Regions from separate parts of the Homo sapiens genome. Here region 1 is linked to region 2. A link is a loop called in an ENCODE intact Hi-C map of the cell type or tissue named here. Cell type or tissue: PC-3. All regions are shown on one strand. Each heading gives the region's core, and the rest is flanking DNA. Links, peaks and the distances in the headings are about the cores only. Region 1 has its middle 340 kb from the start of NXPH2. Region 2 overlaps LOC105373640 (a long non-coding RNA gene).

Region 1 (5,392 bases), core at 65-5,064, 170 kb before region 2:
ATTACTTCTCCATTAAGTAGAAATTCTGACTTCACTATTGTTGCTGTTATTAAAAGTTTTTAAAATTCTTTTTCTATTCCCTAGAGCAAGATAAGTAGCATTGGGGTTATTTGGGAATTAAATAGTTAATAGAATTGTCCAGTGAAACCCTCTGCACCCATATTAACCAAATGTTATTTAGAAGTATTACACAATTCTAGAAAAACAATTGGGAATGATTTACAGTTTTCAACATTTAAAAACTAGTTTTAATTAAAAAAAAAGTCTCCTAGAGTTTTTCTTGGCTCATTAATCAAAGGGTGTGTATGTATTTGTGTATGCATGTATACATTTACAGACGTATTTATGTAGTTCAACTCTACTTACAGATCCAGTATGGCCAATGTATGCATAGGTGGATAGATACGTGCCTTCTATGATTCATGGGTGCCAGGAGAGTTCCCTTGGATCAGATAATGCCTAACTCTCCTATTCATTTATGCCTATAATGTAACCTAGGAAACCCAAGTGTCTCTAGTATTGGTTTTTTTCTTTTTTTTTTTCTTTTTTTTTTTTTTAGCAGGGTCTTTCTCTGTCGCCCATGCTAGAGTGCAGTGTCGTAAACACAGCTCACTGCAGCCTTGGCCTCCTGGGCTCAAGTGATCCTCCAACATCAGCCTCTCAAGTAGCTGAGACCACAGTCATGTGCCACCATGCCCTGTTCATTTTTTTTGCTTTTTTTGTACAGACAAGGTCTCACTATGTTACCCAGGCTGGTCTCCTGGGCTCAAGCAGTCCCCCTGCCTTGGCCTCCCAAAGTACTGGGATTACAAGTGTGAGCCACCGAGCCTGGCAAAGATTGCTTTTTTACAACCATAAATACAGCTGGGGTCATTATCCAGCTTGTCTAGAGGAAGCCTAATCTTTTTGCCAAGCATTTCTGAGAATCCTCAGGCTGTCTACTTATATCAACTTGTTGTTCTGAAGATTACACACTTTTTTGAAGATACAATTTTAAAAATGACATGAGTTTATGCTATATATTATTAATGTACACTAAACTACAGTAGTTTATTGTACAAAAACATTTAAAAACCTGGAATTAATTTTACCTAAATTTCATGTATTACAATAAATATTGGTAGAATGAAGATAAATGAAGTATCCAAAATGTTTTCTAACGTATCAGAGAAAGATTTAATTGAGCTCAAAATACTTTGTCTTAAAACATTTTTTGATATTATTTTAATTGTTAAACATGGCAAATAATATGTGAGAACTTTCTACATAATGGATGAACATCCTACTGCCAAATCAGGCTGAATAGTTATGGATTTTCTCCATTTTTCAAAGCACGGCGTACATTTTACAATCAATATTTTCAATGATTTTCAGTAGTCCTCTACTGCCAAAGTTAGTCAAAAAAATTGATGTGCAGCAATAATATGAATGCATAATACATGCTATCCAGTTTTATTTTTGAACTTCTTTTTTTGGCATTTATTTGCCATGTCTTATAATGATGCAATAGAATGAGACTGAAAAAATCTCCATCTACATTTCATGTATTATTCATATTAATTTAAAAAGCAACTAGCTTTCAAAGGGTTAGCTCCAGGGAACAAAATTTTATGGTCATCTTTAAATTATATTAACATAACCAGGAGCTAAGAAATTCAGTTGTATTAAACATAACCTAAAGCAAATTCATCCTTGTTTGATAAATGCTCCCATTTTCTCAGTAAAAGCCTCTCTAAATCTCTTATGATATTTTAGAATGCAGACAGGGTAACTATGATTGCCTGACTTCAAAATGGATAAAAGGATGCCAATATCCTCCTATAATTTTGCTCTAAACACCCAAAGAAAGGATCAAATCCTAACTCAAGAGTAGTTTTAAGTGATCATAAAATATGTAACAAATTCCTAAATTGCAACTATTTAACTTACTTTGGGAAAGACTACATTGAAAAATATGCTGTATAAAACCATGTTTTGAGGAACTATCCTCACCTTGAATGGTAAGTAAACACTGAGTGTGTAATATTTCATTTGACTGAGTCCCGGCTTCCTAGAGCAAGTAAGAGTTTATCCAACTGGAAGTTTAAACATATGTTTTGCATGGTATCATCATTGAGTATTTACTTATTGATTGACTAATGATGACATGTTTGGGTGTGCTGTTTGATTTATGGGCTGTTTTGGTTTATAGACTGGTGGTTTCTATAAAGCAGAAAGGAGAGAAAAATATGCTGGGTAACAAAAACTAAAAGAAATCTGCAATGCAGAACAACTAAATAAAAAAGAGAGCAGAGAGATGAAGTAAAACTGCCTTGTTCTAAAACAAATGGTAACTAAACTAAAGATCAATAGAATGTCAAAAGAAAATCCAAGGATGGTGCCAGCCAATATGATCATAAATTCACTTTGGGTGCAAACCATCAAATTATGGATATATGATTACTTCACTTCACCTTCTAAAGATTCTTATTCTCTCCCAAGCAAACCCCTACTCCAGTTAGCAATACAGGAAAATTGAGTATAAAAAGAAAAAAAACTTTAATGCAATTTTTAATTGTCAATTAAAAAGATAGATAAAAATTAAACTCTGTGATGCCAGCCAGCATTATGGACTATAATTGGTATCAGGGTTGAAGAGACATAGAATTGGGAATGATTTACTGAATGTAAGAATAGCCTATTGCTGCATAAGAAATTACCACAAACTATAGCAACTTAAAAGAACAACCATTTATCTCACAGTGTTAGTGCATCAGGAACGCATGTGCAGCATAGCTGCATCTTCTGGCTCAAGATCTCTCACAAAAATTGCAATCATTTTTGACCAGAAACTACGTCATGTCAAGGGTTGTCTGGAGGAAGTTTCACTTTCAAGCTCACTTATATGAATGTCAGTAAAACTTGAACCCCGGCAGACTTTTAGCCAGGCCCAGAGAGCTTGGTTGCTGGCCATATGGGCCTCCCCATGGACAGCTCACAACGTGATGAATAGCAGAGAAAAGAGAGGAGCCAGGCTGAAGTCAGTTATTTTGTCACCTCCTCAGAAGTGGCATTCCTTCACTTTTGCTGGTTGTATTCATCAGAAGTGAGTCACTAGTTCCAGCCCACACAGTGAAAGAGGGAAAAACACAAAGGCATTAATAACGGGGGACATTGGGAGTGACTTTGAGGTTAAGCAGCCTCTAAACCACAAAAATCCAGAATGAGCAGAGGAAGGTAGCACGTTCTACGCGTTGATATGTGAATTGTAAGAAAATGAGTGGTATGTGTTGCGCAATAGCCTTCCCCTTCACATGTAAGGTTGGGGGATGGGTGTGGGGGGTGCATGGGGAGATTCTAAATTTTAAAATGAAGAAAAATATCTTTAAATTCCTGGGCATATTATTCTGGTAACTCCAGTGTTTGCTCCTGGGAGCTTGGAGAAGAAGGTGAAATATTGGTGATTGTTTTTTTTCATGTATTGTACTTTCCAAATGTTGTATAGTATGTATTATACATCTTACGTTTGTCTGTCTTCAGAAAACTATATAAAACCCTGAAAACAATATTGAAAGGCTATGACACTTTCACTTTGTGTTTCACACTCACACTACTGTATCTTTAGTAAATGTTATTTTCTATTATACAGACACATATTATTGTTGTTGTCAGACAGTTTAATAGCATCATACCAGCTGTGGGGGAGAGGGCTTATTTCTCCCAATCTCTTCAACATTGGAAGGGATTTAGAAACCATGCTATGTTGGTTTTAGAAGAGCAAGGAGTAATGGCTGTAATACCTTTGCTAGGAGTGGAAATGGAGGAATAGGTTGAGTAGGAAGTGCCCTCATATAGAACAATTAGAACTGACTTCACCTCTGTACTTAATAAGAACTTTAGAGATTCTTTATTTGTTTTAATGTTTTTCCCCAGTAGTGCTTAAAAACATTTCCCGTGTCCATGACCTCAGCAATCAACAGCACTCCGCAGGAATAACACAGACATGGAAGCCTCAGATTAGAAATAGAGCATCACTGAGCAACAGTGGCTACATTTGGGAAACATATCTTATCTAGACAAAAATTTGGTTGTAACAAGAAGCTGCGGAATCAGTGTAGATGACTGAGACCAGAACACTGTGAGGACTGAGAGAACCAATTCTGCTTGAATGACATCTATTTTCCTAGTTGTTCTGGTTAAGGGTAATCACCTTCAGCAAAAACTAATTAATAATTAAGACATTCATAATTGTGATATAATTAAGTTACTTATATGCATATGCAAGCCATATGCTATACTTCTCCAAGTGTTAATACATTTAATGCCCACAACAAACTTGTGCACCCCTGTGTAAGGAAACTGAAACTCAGAGTACTTAAAATTGCTTCAGGTCACACAGGCAGTAAATTGGAATTTGAGGTAATAACTTTCTGTCCTTATTTTCTGTCTTTGCCACATTGTAGGCAATAAAGTATAAGATTAAGAGCATGAGTTATGAACATACAATGTAGGGGTTTACATCTTTGTTTCACGATTAGCTTTACAATTCTGGGCAACTTACTTTGTTTTGGTTTCCTCATCTATAATATTCAGGTAATAACAATAACGATCTTAATAGACTATACTAAAGACAAAACAAGACAATAGATATAAAGCATCCAGAACACTATCTAGTACATACTAACTACGTAATAAAATACAGGCTTATTTTAGGACACTATGCTGAAGACATGTATCTTCTCATTTAAAAATCATGAAAACACTTCAAAGCAGGTGCAATAATTATTATTACAATTTCAGAAATAAAAAAAAAACAGAGAGTTAGAGAGATCATGTATCTAGCCCAAGATTATACCACTGGCAAGTGGTTTAGCCAGGATATGAACCCAAGCAGTCTGATTCACGAGCCTCTATGCTAAACCAGTGAGCTGTCATCTGCTTGATTGTACAATCCTCATTATTTTTGTCATATTATATTGTTATATTGGTGTTCTGCTTTTATTTGTCCGAATATTCCATTGTTTACCTCATTTAGTCTTCATGAAGTTGTATTATTATTTTTTTCTCCTCATCTTGTAAATAAAGAAACTGAGATTTGATTAAATTAAATGATTCCCTGGCAGCCTAATTCAATACTTGCAAAACCCAGGTTTCTGACGCCTTACAGAATGACACTCTTGGTCTCACAAGCTTCAGGTTCAAATTTCTGCTGAGGTTTCACTTGGCTCCTAACATGAAAAAATTCTACCTTCTTCAAGAGGAATTAGCCTGAATGGGAAACAGCTTGAAAGAGATGAAGACAGGCTGACATGCAAAACTATGCAGATGTGTGACTAAACTCAGGATCTAAAATTTGTTCTGTCTTCCCAATGTCCCCTGGAATTTATACATTATACTTTAATTGATTTCTCAC
Region 2 (5,392 bases), core at 97-5,096:
CCACGTTCTTACATACAGAGCTGCCAGGGAAATATTCTTCAAACACATACATGGGAAGTCATTTCACATTTCAAAACTTTTCTGTGGTTACTACTAAAAAGCAAATTCAGTGTAACATTGAACATCTTTTGTAATTTAGCTCCCTTTATTCTAATTTTATCAAATTATCCTCCCTATTAGGTATTTTGGAAACCAATGGAAACATTCTCCTCACTGTTTTTTAAATATCTAATGTGAATCCCAATCTCTGTTATTTTGCTTACCCTATTTGTTTTGCCTGAAATGTTCAACACTCTCAATTACCACACTTTTATTAAGCATGTTCTATATGCCAGGCACGTGGTAATAACTGCAGGAGATGCACATATTACTGGAAAACAACAACAAAAAAGTGCCTTTTCTTCAAATTTCTAATAGTCTAGTTTCATGAACAAGTACATACACAATTAATTATAATAAGTAGTACAGAAAATTATAGTAAAATAAACATAGTTTCTTCTATGTCTAGCTTAGTTATATGCATGCATCTGACTCGGCTCAAGTCCCAGCTTCTCTAAGAAGTCATTGATCTCAGTCCAGAGTAATCTCCTTTTCCAGCTGCACTTTGCAGTACATTTGTTCTAGAGAACTCATAAACTCATGTAACCCTTAATATAAACAAGCGTAACTTTTTATATTTCAAATATATGGGCTATATATCTTTTCCAAATTTTATCTTTTTAAAGTACAGAGATTTTATTCTGTGTCTCTTAATTTCTCTAGAGCTCATATATCACTTGCTCTTTCATTTGGCCATTAATTTATTTGTTATTCATTCATTTAGTTGTTTCTATGAGCACAGCATTGTGCCAGGTCCTGGCTGGAGGAGAAAGGACGGAAAATCCAATGATAACTAAGACACAGTTTTTAACCTTAGCAAACTTGTAATACAGCAGGGGGGATGGATCAGAAAAACACCATAATACAAGATGATCTTTAATAAGTACAGAAATAGACAGTCGAGAGGTACCTTTGAAGGCAAGCCTTGAAGGACAAGTAGGAGGTCAACAGATGCAGAGATGGATCAGGGAAGAAATGGATAGCATTCTCCACAGAAGAAAGATAATGGATAACAAAGTGGATGCAGAAAACTTTGAGATATGCTCAGAGAGCAACTAACGTTTTACTTTAATGTGAATAGCAATAGGAAACTGAAAGAGGCTATGCAAGGCTTAACATAGAAAGATAATGCTGGTCCAGATGATGAAGAGATGTGGGAATTCGAGCTTTAATCAGCTGACTTTTAATTGGGGGATAAGGTAAAGAGAGGATGAGCAAAGGTTTCAGCCAGGAAGTAACCTGATGGAAATTTTGGTTAAAATGACTAAGCCAGAGGAGTGGCACACAGCTAGAACTGGAATGGAGAGTAACCACCAATGGAAAGGCATTTAAGAGGCTGCTGCAGGAAGTTAAGTGGAGGAAAAAAGAAACTTATTTAGCTCTCTGACCAAGTCCCCTTTGATACCTGAAACATAGATGACATGTATTACTTTTCACATAGCCCAGAGGCAAAGCTACAGAAAGAGAGGAAGAGGTGTGGACATTGGATTTGATGACTCAACACGGATAACAAAGGGAGAGAGAATCCACAATGAATTCCATCTCTTATCAGTTGTGAAATCTTCCTGCACCAAAATATTTCCCCCCGTCCACTCTCTCTATTCGTAAGATTATACAATTTGCTCTTTCTTCTTTGCCTTCTTTATTCTGTTAACTCTCTTTTTCTTGTTCTCTGGATATTACATAAAAGTCTCATGTAATTGCCCTTTTCACATATTATTCAGCTGAGGATCATATTGCTTAATCATTCTAAGCTATATTCTCAAGTAAAACCTTCTTAGGAATAGACAGGAACATAATGTAGAGCACAGCAAGGGAATATTCTGCTCCCAACAGTGATGACAAAGAAGCTACACAGCAAAGGGAAACTTTTATGTAAAGACCCAGAAAACAAAAGGTTGATAAGAAGAACAGTGATTTCAATGAAAAGATCACCAGAGGTCTGAATCCCCAGCACATACAGTTGTCTTTATTCTTTGATCTTCCCTGGCTCTGAAATTCTGGCTTAAGCTACAGTCCATGACAGCCCCAGGACATAGGGATTTGATAGCTTCCAATTCCATTACAGTTTTTTCTCAGATCAATAAAGTGACCTTAAAGGAAACACACTTTCCAGTGTTTCCATTTCCTTGTAAACAAAATGGGAATAATACCAAGTTTCCATACTTGAAGCATGAGAACAAAGTCCTCTGAGGATATGAGGTGCTGAATAACAAATAGGATGGAATATGTAATTCAATCAGTCATGCCTCAGCACTGGCTGTGCCCATTTATTATTACTGTTCAATTTCTAAAGTGATGGTGAAATGGAATTTTCACTAATTTTTCAAGAACTTGAATCTTATTCTTATAATCTTGAGCTTTATGTTGCTGATATATTGCAGATATAATTTTTGTGTGCTCCAAGAGGCTTTCTGCTCACAGGGCATTGCTGTAAGTTGTGGATAATTTATTTTCCCCTGCTATTATATTGTGTAAATTACCGTGTTGGCAATATTTTAGCCTCTCATACTTTGAATCAATGCCCAGAATAATTCTAACAAGATTTTGATTCTCTGGAAGCAACCTCAAGGAAGAAAGCCCTTCAAAATGCCTACATATTCATTTAAACTTCAGCTGGGAAAAACATCTCCTCCAGGTCAAGTATAAGGTGAATCCAAAGGGTAAGTGATACTTATCTCAGCTCCCTGCTAATATCTATATCCTCCTTTGCTGCCAGAAATAATCACAGGGACTTGCCAGTTGAAGACACATTCCTAGACCTTTCTACCTCAGGATGTAAGTTCTAGAAGTGGAATCCAATTTGAGGTCTGCTAGAAACCACAAGGAAATATTTGAGTCCAGAGATCCAGCTGCATCACCAAGTCTGTGGTTTAATTTTATCACCCAAAGGAGATACTTTGATTTGCAGCCAGGAAATGTCTCATTTGTTAGTGTTAGAGATAATCAGGATGAGTCAAATGGAAACTGGCCTGCCAAATGAGTCAGGCAAGTTGCTAGGGACGTGGCCACAGTGCCTTGTGGTCATAGAAGGCCCAGCAAAGATGTGGCCTTTATGCAATATCTTATTTGATTTTGAATAAAAATATAGCCTTATATAACAACAGGAAAAGAGAAAACAAAAAGCTTCTGTCTTGTTTTACCTCCCCTAAACCTATCTCTACTGCATATTAATGAAGAAAACCTTCTTGAACTCATAACTGGAACCTCAGGGACCCAACCCTGTCTCTGTCAAAATTTCCCAGCCTAGATGCAAGGCAGGGGTTCTCCATTCTTAGGCTCACTGCTTTGACCCTGACTAGCTGAGTCAAGGAGATATTTGGGAGATAGTCTTTTTTAATATTCTTGATTACGATAATGGGCATATATTGTTAGTGCTGACTTCATGGGATGTTGTGAGAATTCAGTAAACAAATGCCTGTGTGCTTTGCCAAGCATATGAAACAATGAAAGTTATTAAATCTTACTATTCATAATAAGATACAATTATTATTGACATAAAATTAACAATAAGGATTTTCCAGCAATACAGGGAAAGAGGCTAAACCTCAATATAGATGACTGTTTTTTCCTTAAGAAGCTCCTACTGCAAGTCAGGATTGAGTATGGGCCCTATGGTAGGATGAGTGCAGCTATAGGGAAATTAATAAATAGGCTCATTTCCTCCTCACATGCTCCTTAAAAAATACATATCAATTTTTATTTGTTTTAGCTAAGCTCTCCTTTTATCTATTCATGCTCCTATCTAAAAATGCAAAAGTAGTTTGAGATAGGAAGAAAAGAGCCCTTAGAAGTACTTTTACATTTCTTCCAGTTTTCTAATGAACTTAATAAGCTCCCCAGGCACATCTTACAAAGTAAAGAAACCTTCAAAAATATTAAAATAATTTTGTTTTCTCCAGTGTACAGAGCATTCTAGGTGGCTGGTAAGACACATCATCATCAATTTTACAAGTGTTCAGTTAGCAGTGAAAGAAAAATCACAAGAGAAAACACTTTCTTTTTGATGTCTTTTAATATATTTGGATGGAGTTCTGTTGCAAGATTTTTCACTGGAGCTGTTTCTCTGAATTTTCACCTCAAATTCCACTTGAATAATGACAATTCCAAGTCTTCCTTCTTTCACTGCCTGGCAGGCCTAGCAGATTTTGACAGTGCCAGAAACTTGCCAATATTTTTGATCAAAGGAATAATTGATTCAATTGAAATCAGTGTCACTCTTTTTGCTATCTTTACTCATTTAGTGAGTGCTACTCTAAGAAGGGCTCTGCTCTGGGCCCAGGGATTATGAGAAATAACGAAAATTGCTTGAGTTTTGCCATCAAAATCATAAATCTCCTCTGAACAGCAGAAGAAACATCAGACTCCAGGACAGAAGAAGCATAAAACTTGAACTGGAGATTCATAGCCAATGATAATATCAAAGGTGGCATGCACCTTGATGGTGATCAAGTTCATGTGACCATTCTTAACTGTCCAGTTGGCTTTCTGCAGGTCAGATTTCGAAAATCCCTCGCCAGGAACTCATCTTATAACTCATTGCCTCTACCGCTAATCTTTCTAAATCAGAATAGCTGCAGGAGGATCTTTTTTTTTTTTTTTTTGAGACAAGGTTTCACTGGGCTGTCCAGTCTGTAATGCAGTGGCATAATCATGGCTCACTGGAGCCTCCAACTCCTGGGCTCCAGGGATCTTCCTGCCTCAGCCTCCCAAGTAGCTGGGACTACAGGTGCACACCCCTGTGCCTGGCTAATTTTTAAATTTTTTTTGTAGTTGCAGGTGCCTAGGCTGGTCTCAAACTCCTGGCCTCAACTAATCCTCCTGCCTTGGCCTCCCAAAGTGCTGAGATTACAGGTGTAAGCCACTGCACTTGGCTAAAATCTTGATTTTTAATAAAATTCTTAGATTCAATTAGAGAAAAGAATGCACTTGAAATGGGAACTGACATTGTAACCCAGGAATACCAAATATACATGTATTTTTATGTATAGAATTATTTCCAAGTGACACTGGAAGATTCTAAGAGAAATCCCTTAAGTAAGTTAAATACAACTTGATGTGTTCACGAATACCTACAAAACAGCAAGACTGTTTAACCCTGAAAGGGGTGAGACCAAAGTTAGGATCTTCTTTTAGGGAGTGGCCAGTCACCTGGTCACTGACTTGTGTGACCTTGCTGTAATTGCTTTCTGCTTTGCTTTTAGAGTGGATTGAAAAGTTGTAACTCTAGCCTCCACAGACAATGAATATCTGTAAAGCTGAGGGGCTTTCCCTCTTAAATCTTCAAGAATTC

What was found. Hi-C counts contacts between places; a loop is a spot of excess contacts. Peaks named below come from ENCODE experiments on the same cell type or tissue, not always from the same donor. Only the 100,000 strongest peaks of a DNase experiment are listed, where the experiment ranks them.
Region 1: it touches region 2 in a loop (6-fold over the local background); 2 of 110 quality-filtered maps call a loop at or near these places.

The regions. Positions count from the first base shown.
Region 1 is chr2:139,120,659-139,126,050 of GRCh38, reverse strand. No RefSeq gene overlaps it. Among named protein-coding and RNA genes, the nearest start is that of NXPH2, 340 kb to the right of the region's middle. RefSeq lists an enhancer at 2,548-3,747. In PC-3, for the core only: no CTCF peak of the experiment used is centred there; DNase peaks (open chromatin) are centred at 2,090 and 3,120; H3K4me3 peaks cover 391 bases; H3K27ac peaks cover 2,514 bases.
Region 2 is chr2:138,945,846-138,951,237 of GRCh38, reverse strand. All of the region lies in intron 2 of LOC105373640 (a long non-coding RNA gene), which reads right to left. Among named protein-coding and RNA genes, the nearest start is that of NXPH2, 170 kb to the right of the region's middle. In PC-3, for the core only: no CTCF peak of the experiment used is centred there; DNase peaks (open chromatin) are centred at 1,407 and 2,977; H3K4me3 peaks cover 1,471 bases; H3K27ac peaks cover 4,373 bases.